2 separate regions of the Homo sapiens genome follow, and region 1 is linked to region 2. A link is an interaction called in ENCODE POLR2A ChIA-PET data of the cell type or tissue named here. Cell type or tissue: PC-3. All regions are shown on one strand. Region 1 overlaps RHEB (Ras homolog, mTORC1 binding). Region 2 overlaps PRKAG2 (protein kinase AMP-activated non-catalytic subunit gamma 2).

What was found. Peaks named below come from ENCODE experiments on the same cell type or tissue, not always from the same donor. Only the 100,000 strongest peaks of a DNase experiment are listed, where the experiment ranks them.
Region 1: POLR2A ChIA-PET joins it to region 2 with 6 read pairs; 4 of 35 experiments call an interaction of 5 or more read pairs at or near these places.

Annotation. Positions count from the first base shown.
Region 1 is chr7:151,483,297-151,488,296 of GRCh38, reverse strand. It overlaps RHEB (Ras homolog, mTORC1 binding), which reads left to right. Exons shown (of 8, transcript NM_005614.4): 3 at 3,493-3,560. Among named protein-coding and RNA genes, the nearest start is that of RHEB, 34 kb to the left of the region's middle. In PC-3, no CTCF peak of the experiment used is centred here; a DNase peak (open chromatin) is centred at 2,726; H3K27ac peaks cover 1,003 bases.
Region 2 is chr7:151,725,408-151,730,407 of GRCh38, reverse strand. The region is part of intron 3 of PRKAG2 (protein kinase AMP-activated non-catalytic subunit gamma 2); the gene reads left to right. Among named protein-coding and RNA genes, the nearest start is that of PRKAG2-AS2, 78 kb to the left of the region's middle. RefSeq lists enhancers at 2,389-2,448, 2,920-3,783. In PC-3, no CTCF peak of the experiment used is centred here; a DNase peak (open chromatin) is centred at 2,547; H3K4me3 peaks cover 523 bases.

The sequences.
Region 1 (5,000 bases), 240 kb after region 2:
AACAGTAGGGGTGTAGGAGAATAATATTAATAAAACCACATATTTTCTAGTTTGGGGAAATTTTAAAGCAGAAGTACTACTTATGCAAGTGTACTTCATTATCTACTGTAGTGTTAATCTAACAACTCAATACAAACTAAATTGATAGGCTGAAATTAAGCTAGTGGTAGTTTATAACTAAAAAGCAAGCATAGCAGCAATTTCCGACTTCTGCCATCTCAAGGTAGCACTGTTAGTGAATGACAAAGCGCCTTCCAGAAAGTTGGGAGGTTGCACTTAGGTGTTGCAGCATTCTCAAGGCACTGCGTCCTGGGTGTGGACTTCTCAGTAGGGTATGAATGAAGAGCCCTCACCACACTTTAGTAACACAAATCTTGCTTTGTGAACACCAAATTTTGGAAACCTCTATGACCGTGGTTAGTAGCATTTACTAGTAAATAGCTATTAGTCTACTTAGGAGAATTTCAGGGGTTTAGGTTGGAAATGGATTCTCTGGTGATTCAAAGAGGCAGGGAGAAAGGGGCTCAAGGAGAGTGATGTCAGAAGAAAGCCAGCTTTCCACTTTGACATGAGGTTAAAATGAGAGACAGTAGAATTATTTCCGAGTCTATCCTATCTCTTATTATACCTCCCTTTTTTCTATAGTAAAAAACTGGCAGTTTTCCTATGACAGCAAGATGGAAGGTCTTTTTCATTTTACTGCTACAAGTAGGACAAGTTACATTCTTTTTACATGCAAAGATAGATGCAAATGTTTATTTTTTTTTTTTTCTTTTATACACTATGTACAATGACATCTCAGTCTTCTTGGCCGAATCTTCTGCATTTTTTTGACTTGGCAACATGGGGTGCCCTGGTTCAGGCCTTTCCTCTGCACTTGCTCTCAAGTAATCTTCCCCTCTCTTCAATTTGCTATTGACTCACCAGTGTGTATTCTCAGCCGCAACCTCTCCCCCCAGCTCTGGGCTTTATTTTATAATTTATTTTATTCTACATGACAAGGTCTTTCACTCTGTCCTTCAGGCAGGAGTGCAGTGGCATGATCATAGCTCACTGTAACCTTGAATACCTGGGCTTAAAATGATCTTTCCTCAGCCTCACAAGTAGCTAGGACTACAGGCGTGAGCCACCACGCTGGAGCAGTTTTTCCATTTTTGTGGAGATTGGGTCTCCCTGTGTTGCCCAGGGTGGTCTTGAACTCCAGGCCTCAAGCAGTCCTCCTGCCTGGGCCTCCCAAAGTGGGATTACAGGCATAAGCCACTACATCCTGGGCTTTTTTATTTAACTGCCTGCATTTCCCCTTGGTATTTAATAGGCATCCCAAAACATCCCTAAAACCCAACTCATTTCCCTTCCTCTCCTATCCCTAGTATTCTTCCCCTAGTCTTTCCTGTAAGTGGCAACTTACAGAAGCTTTGGAGTCATCCTGACTCTTCATTTTCTTACATCCCACTTCCAGTCAATCAGAAAATCCTTTTGGTTCTGCCTCTGAAATATTTCCAGAATATCTCCACCTCTAATCCAGGCCAGTGTCACCCTCTATAGATTGTGATAGTCTGTACAGTCATGTGGTCACTGTATCATGGGCTCCTGCCTAATATCCCTGGGACCATTTTTGTTACTTACAGCGTAGCCAGAGTGATCTTTCCTTGGTTTCTCCTCACATTCAGAGTAAAAATCCCAAGTTCTGTAGGACCTTCTGCCTCCTGTCCATCCTAGTTAGCTATCTACCGTTCTCTCTGAGCTTTAGCTGCATTGACTTTTTTGCTTTTTTCACTTGCTGTTTAACCTCTGCCTGGGTGTTCCACTCCCAGGGAAGATACCCGACAGGGTGGGAGGGTACATGTGTGTGTCTATACCTTCTTTCCTTCCCTGGGATCTAAGCTCACTGAGTATCAGAGACTACAGCATCCCAAGCACCCACAACAGTGCTACTGGTGATAATAGGCACTCAAGAAATTGTTCTTGAATGAATGAATGAATGAATGATGTTTCCTTTCAGTAACCTTGTCATCATAATTATACTTGATAACTGCAGTTACTTAGTTCTAATTGAAGGTCACTGGTTTTATTGCTCACCAGTGTTTCTTACATACTTCTCATCAAATCTGAAATACACTTCAATCTCACGTGACTGAAGGTTTTCACACAGCTATGTAGTGACTGCACCCTGGCTGACAAGGACTGAAACCTCCAGCGGTGCAGGATGCATCCCAAGTTCAGAGAGAATAAGGTGTAAAAACAAATCTGAATTCTTTCTTAGAATTGATGAAATAGGTTATATTGGGTATCCCCCCAGCTTGAAATATTCCGATTCAGTTTCCATCTGATTTAACTGTTTCCTAAAAGTGATAACTTCCGGAACAGGTACAAGCATAATATAGTGTGGCCATTGATTTCATGCTGTGGTCTGTTATCTTTACTCACCTGACTTTTGGCCCCCCTGCTTGTATTAGAAAAGTGTGACGCTAATATGGTTCTCTGTGATGATTGCTTGTCTTTCAGCCATCATTTCTTTCCCTGTGGAACTCATATAACTCAGATAAGATCTCTGATCAATCCTCCTTATTACTTAGAGTTTTCTCACATAATTTCCATTTGTCTGTGTCAGCTTTGCCTTTCTGCTGTGGGTAGAGTGGGACCTCTCTCAGTTGTATGAGGGATAGATTCTGCTGCCTGGCTCTAGTCATATAGGACGGCCAATCAGGAGATTGGAGGACTCATGGTGAGTCAAGATGGCTGGGGCGGGTATGCAAGATAAATCTGTTCCACTTCCTTGTCAGAGTTCCAGGTGGTTATTTTTACATTGTTTCTGTTAGTAGTTCTTTCCTCTTTTGTCTATATTTGTTTGAAGTCTGTCTCCCTCTAATTCTGAATTGACTTTTCCGGAAGTTATTCAAGTCTGATTTTCTTTCCTCCCTTGTCAGGGAAAAGAAGTTGTGACAAATTGCTTGGATCCTTAAGCTTAAGTGGGAAGGATGGCTTCAACACAGAACATCTGTTTCATTGCTGTTTTATCCGTCAGTAAAACTGTTACTTCTTTTATGTACTAAAAGTTCTTAGCACTTAACTAATATTAGCTCTTTGTGCTCTGATGCCAGACTTCCTATAAATTAATGGAAAATTTTTGTGGTTTTGGTTTATTCTAGACCTCAGACTTTACGTAGTATATTTCACTTTTTCACAAGAGGAAGGATTTGCCACACAGCATTCAAATTACTATTATAGGATATGAATTGTTGCGTACTTTGTCTCTTTGAAAAAGAATCAAGGTTTACCAAGCTTGATTTTAGCCAGTCACCGTATTTCCTAGCTAAATAATGGAAGTAGGGGAGAATCTATACAAGTCAGAGAGTTGTTCTTTTTTGTTTCATGGGGCCTTTCTCTGAGACTGCTAGGGACTCTGTGCTTGATTGGTTGTCATTGTTCAAACTTCAGGTGGTTTCGAGTTAATTTTTTTAAACTAATGTTTAATTTCCTTTTTCCCTGTAGCTTTTACAAAGTTGATCACAGTAAATGGACAAGAATATCATCTTCAACTTGTAGACACAGCCGGGCAAGTAAGTGACCTCTGGTATCTCAGAATCTTATACAGCATATCTGACAGTCTTGGTCCTAGCACTGATTTTTAAAAGTACCAGCTATGCCAAGAAAACCCCTCAGGTTGTGTGCAGACAGTCCCTGACTCCCAATGGTTTGGCTTGCAGTGGCTCGACTTAACAATTTCTCATCTTTACGATGGGTCTATTGAGGTATTTGATACATTTTCAACTCATGATATTTTTGGTTTACAGTAGGTTTATCACGATGTAACCCCATCATAAGTCAAGGAGCTTACACAGATAACTAAATGTTAGTATGCTGTCTACTTGGTCTTTTCTAAGACATTTCTGGCAGTTATCTTTTAATAACTTGTTTTTCTGCTTTAGAATTGCTTTAAATATATTAACATTGTAAGGGTTAATACTTATTACAGGATAGTGGTTTTCTATTTTCTAAACTTTAATTCTATATTAGAGAGTCATATTAGTTGCTTTCTTTCTCTTTGTGATATGTGTTCTCCTACATTAGGGCAAAAGTACATCTTTTCTAGAGGAAAGGCATAAGAGGGGCATAGGGCAGAAATTAGCTGATTTAATCTTATGAGGACCTGGGCCATAAAATACCAGTTTGACTGGAGTCCAGGCTCTGGTTTGAGTGTTGGCTTTAGTTTATATAGTAGAGTCTCTGGGTGGGTGGATTTGAGAGTGATTACTAGATTAGGGAGTTTCAATTTATTTGATAGACAGTAGATAATGGCCAAAAGTCAAATAATCCCCCCAGAAAGGATATTCACATGTCGGTTAATGTAGCAGGGATGTGTGGAATGGATCACCAGGGAATTGGCTGGAAGCAAGGGGGAAAGGAGTACATGAAACAAAGAAAAGCCCTTTTGACAGCTTAGCTGCCCCATTACCATGACATCCAGGCCTGCTTTTACTAGAAACTATTCTGTAAGACTGAATTTACCCTTCTTCACTGGAGGGTGAGGAATGTAAAGAAGCTGGGATTTCAGCTCCTAACTCCTGCCCTTGCAACATTTTTTTGAGACAGAGTCTTGCTCTGTCACCCAGGCTGGAAGGCAGTGGTGCTATCCCACTACAACCTGTGCCTCCTGAGTTAAAGCAATTCTCCTGGCACAGCCTCCCAAGTAGCCGGGATTACAGGCACACCACCACACCCGGCTAATTTTGTATTTTTAGTAGAGGCGGGGTTTCGCCATATTGGCCTGGCTGGTCTTGAACTCCTGACCTCAGGTGATTCACCTGCCTCGGCCTCTGAAAGTGCTAGGATGACAGGCATGAGCCACCATGCCTGGCCCGCCCTTGCAACTTATAATCAAAGGATAAGAGTAGCAGGAGGGTGAGTGTAGTGTGATCTGGTTTGCTGTGTTAAATGGGGGCTATTTTTCTGGAATCTGGGGAAATTGGAGTAGACCCAGAATAATATGACCTGTCCTG
Region 2 (5,000 bases):
GATGTGAGCCACCACACCTGGCCAGAAATTTTCGAAAGAATACAGAAGTAGGGAGAACAGTATAACAGCATCTGTCTTCCAGGGTTAACAATGACAGGTTCTGTCATTCTCACCTGCATCCTCAGGGTCTTTGTGCTGGCCTCTGTTCCCACACTAGGGACAGCAGTGAGTGAGAGATGCATGCACCCTCGGGGCCACACGGCCTGGTGAGAGTGGGTAGATGAATGAGGGGATTTTAATTGTGGTCAGATGTACATAATACAAATTTACCATCTTCACCATTTCACGTATGCATTCCCATTATTGTGTAGGCATTACCACCTGCCATGTCCTCCATCACTCACAGCTGAAACTGTCTCTTCTAAGCCCTAACTCCCCACTCCCCTGACCCCAGCCCCTGGCAAACACCATTCTACTTTCTACGAATGTGATAACTCCAGGGACCTCCTAGAAATAGAATCACGTAGTGTTTGTCCTTTTGCGTCTGCCTTGTTTCGATGGCAAACGTATTTTCATCACCAGGTCAGGTGGTGGTGATGCCGTGGAGGCAGGGCGAGGGGTCGGTTCAGTGGGTGATGGGGAGAGGGCTGTGTGGATGCCTGTGCTCAGACCCTTCCGAGAGCTGGAGAGGCCAGGCCCCAGAAGGGAGCCTGCGGTGTGTTCTAGGGACTCCGAGAGGCCTGCGGGGCTGGACGGCAGCAGGCAGAGCCACAGGAGCCGGTCTCTGGCAGGTAGGAGATGAGGCTGAGGCTGGGCACAGCAGCCAGTGTATGCCCCTCTTGTGGACCGTGGGAGGGCTCTGGATCACACCTGCTTGAGATGAAGGCCCTCGGGGGTCTTGAGCACCGATGGGCTAAGGACTGGCCTGCCCAAGTGGAGTGCGGACAGAGCTGGGGCTGAGCCCACTATTAAGAGCCTATTATGTGCCAGACAGCTGGGGCTGAGGCTGTCCCTCCCCCAACCCCTCTGGCTCCAAGGCCCTCCCCGGCCCCCACCCACCTCTCCTTTTGCCAGTTCCCACCCAAAACCGTCCAGCCCTGGTGCCCATTGTTCTGCTGGATGTGTCCAAACAGAAGACTCCTAGGGGTGCGGCATCCTTGTTTGTGAGGATGGGTCTTTGGGGGGTTTCGGACACTGTAGCCAGTGAGTAGAAGCATTTGGGATGATGGGACAGTGTTCACACAATTTGAGAACTCTCCACTCCCAGCCGTGGATTTGGTGAGGCCCGCCCGCCACCCCCTGTCCGCCCCACTCTCATCCATGCCTGGAAAAGCTCATAACCCATCTGCCTGTTCTCCCTACGTCACTGTCACCAAGCGCTGCCTGGTGGAACCCTGGACAAGTGGCCCAGCTCTCCCAGAGGTGCTGCTCCCCGAGGACTCCCGGAGTCACTCAGCAGGCCAGGCGGCTGTCACCTCACAGGGTGGCAGGGTAGCAAAGCAGCTCTGGTGCGTGTCCTTGGATGTCACGGTCAAGTGCCCCTTTCCCTTTTCTGACCCCATCCCAGTCACCCAGAGCTGCTGCTCTAAGTCAGGAAGACTAAATCCCCAGGAACAGGTGAGCATCGCCTGTGGACGGGGCTGGGCGCTGGTGGGGTGTCAGCGAGGTGCGTGCTCTCCCAGGGGCGCTCATCAGGGCTGTGAGAGGTGAGCTGTCGTGACAGTGGCGTGGCTCTGGGAGCAGCCGCCCTCTGGAGAGCCCGGGTTCCCAGCAGAGAAGCTGAACACTGGACAAACAATTCCAGGACTGCAGCGTCTGAAAGTGTCCGAAGACGAAAGGGAAAGATTTCAGAGCCTGAAGGGGTAAATAATGAAGCAGGGAGAAAGGAGATTCAAAAGGGGGTGTATTTTTAAAATAGTGACTCTGGACGGTGACAGAGAAGCCACCACAGCTTGGTGACCTGGGGTTGGGGCCGCAGCCTGGCTGGGTGCTGGCCAGCCCCTGCTGCTCTGTCACCCCCATCCTGTGAGACAGGACCTCACTCAGGGCTTGTGCGTGGGTCCAGGGAGCCTTGGCACCCAAGGATGGTCACCCGGGGTTCCAATTTCCAGATGAGAGTGAGCACTTGGTACATTCAGAGAGCAAGATGAATTCTGCCCTGCGGTAATAATTTGTCTTTTAGCGATTGAGAAGAAAAAAATAGGCAAAGTCCAGGTGCTCTCAGCGTAAATCAACATGAACGTTCCCTGAGGGCCAAGGCAGTCTCTGGTGCTGCTGTGTGTTCTTGGGGCCCTGGGGACTGCTGGCCTCCGGGTGTCTCATGACAGTGGTGCTGGTTGGGGTGCAAGTCCCCAGGAGGTGGCGTCTCCCCTCCCGGTCAGGCCCGTGGTCAAACACTCTGCTGGGCCTGGAGGGATCCACGGAGGACGGGCCCCCGGAGCTGAGCAGCGCAGTGGCCTCTGGAAAGCAGGCTGCTGGGGGAGTGTCCGGGCGTCCGCCCCAGGGCCCTGAGGCTAAGAGCATGACTGCAGGAGGAGGAAGGTGGGGCTCAAAGCAGACCCAGGAGGAAGTTTTGATGACTCACATCACTAAGATGCTTGGCTGGGCCCCACTTTTGGCTGGAAGAGATGACACATCAGCTAATGCTAGTGAGTTCATCAATGAACAGCACCTGAACGCTGACCCGGCTGCCCTGCGCCTCCCAGGGGATACAGGGCCTGAAGGCCCCTCCTCCCTCCCTCCCTCCCTCCTTCTCGCTCCTGGGCCTGGCCAGCCCTGTTTTGATCACAGAACAGCTAAGGCTGATGGAAAGGGAGTGGCTGCAGTCTGGAGTGACCTCTGAGCAGCTGTGGCCAGTGACCCTGAGGAGGGATGTCCAGTTGGCAGCACAGAAAAAAGGAGCAAACCCCTGCGTCTCCAGGCAGGCACCCGTGCGCCAGCCTGCAGGGTGATCAGCCTCAGTTTCCTAGCCCTTCCAGAGTCCCTGCCCAGGGGCACCCCAGCTCTGGTCTCCTGCTGCCCCAGCCTGCCTTCCTCCCCACGGGGCTCCCGTGGCTGCTGGTGGCTCACCTGGGGTCCTCCCCACCTCGATGGCTGGATGCCTCTGCCCCTGCACTCATTACAGCCTGGAGGGGCGTAGGGCCCTGCCTCCTCCTGGAGGTCCCAGTCCCCCACAGGCAGGTCTGCCTCAAAGCCCACCAACACCAAATACCATTGAGTATCGGTTTTGTTTTGTTTTTTGTTTTTTTTTTTGAGACTGAGTTTTGCTCTCGTTGCCCAGGCTGGAGTGCAATGACGCAATCTTGGCTCACTGTAACCTCCGCCTGCTGGGTTCAAGAGATTCTCCTACCTCAGCTTCCTGAGTAGGTGGGATTACAGGCGCATACCACCATGCCCAGCTAATTTTGTATTTTTAGTAGAGGCGGGGTTTCACTATGTTGGTCAGACTGGTCTTGAATTCCTGACCTCAGGTGATCCGCCCGCCTTGGCCTCCCAAAGCGCTGGGATTACAGGTGTGAGCCACCGCGCCCAGCCAGTATCACCTTTTTGATACTTGACTAACAATGCTGTGCTAACTTCTAAAAATGTTTAAGGCAAAGTTTGCTAAAGTGTAAGCATATGGAGAAGAGCACAGATCATAGATGACGAATTTGCACAAACTGAACACCCTTGTGTAGCCAGCACCCCAGAAGCTCCCCATACTCTCTCCCAGCTACTTCCCCTCAAGATTGGCATCGTCTGGTTTTGAATTTACACGATTTTTTTTTGGTCTGGCTTCTTTCACTTGCACTTTGTGAGATGCAGCCGTGCCTGCGTGCGGCGTTGAAGTTCATCAACTCCATTTCATTGCTGCAGAACCCTCCGCTGTCTGCCCAGACAACGACTCCTGCGTCCGTCCAGTTGTTAATGGACACCGTGGTTTCCAGTCGGGGCTGTGACAGAGTGCTCTCATGGGCACTCTTGTGCGTTGGTGTGCCTTTCTGTTGGACTCGTACTAAGATTACTGGTAGTAGGGTACGCACGCAGCCATAGTAAATAATGTGGCATCAGCTCTGTGTGTGTGTGCGTGTGTGTGTGTGTGTGTGTGTGTGTGTGTCCTGCCTCCCTGGTGATTCTGTAAGCAGGTGCTGTGTCTTCACTTCCCCAGGCTTCCTAACCTGGCGCCCTGCATGCCAGCTCTCTTCTGCCACCATCCGGCTCTGCGCACACGCAGGTGCTTTGCCTCACCTGGTAGTTGAGGCTCAGCATGCATTTCTGCTGAAGCCCTCGGTTCCTCTGATGGGCAGTCCCCAGCGCCCCATGTCCTGAGCTGCTTCCCCACTAGCAGGACTTAGATGCTGCCTGTGAAGGACACACCATGAAGATAGCAGGTGGGACCCCTGTGGAGAGGGAGCACCATCTCTGAGGCTGCCTGCTTCCTCGGGCTCAGCCTTGGGATTTATTCATGACTGGGAACTGTAGCAGGACCTGGTTTGTAACCACCAGCTGTCGCTATAGCAACTCCTTATACCAGCCTCTACACTAAAAATAGATCACCTTCATCCCTAGGATAGAAAAATCAAAGAAAATCAAAGTGGGGGAGGGCCCAACCTGCTCAGCCACCGGGATTTCGAGGTGCAGTGACATAGCTCCTCTCGGCCTCTTTCTTCTCCCACCAGTGGCAGAAAGGGCACAGGCAGGGTGCAGACCAGCCCCTGTGCAGCCCTGGGGGCCCCGGGTGCTGAGGTCTTCCCCACACTTCAAGTCTTATCTGTCTTCTCCTGTCTGGTATGAACTGTCTGTATATAATTGAATACAAATTATAAATAATTGTATTTTTGCCTAGGTTTTATTTGGTTTCTTGATATTAGCTCTTCTGTGGAATGGTAAAGTGCCACCACACCCAGCCTGGCTCTTTTTTTTTTTTTCTTCACTGCGGTAAATATGCATAACATAAAATTTACCAATGTACCCATCTTTAGGTGTACAGCTCAGTAGCATTAAGTACACGCACGTGGCTGTGCAGCCAGCCATCCATCTCCGGAACCCTTTTCATCCTGAAGCACTTAAACTCTGGCCCA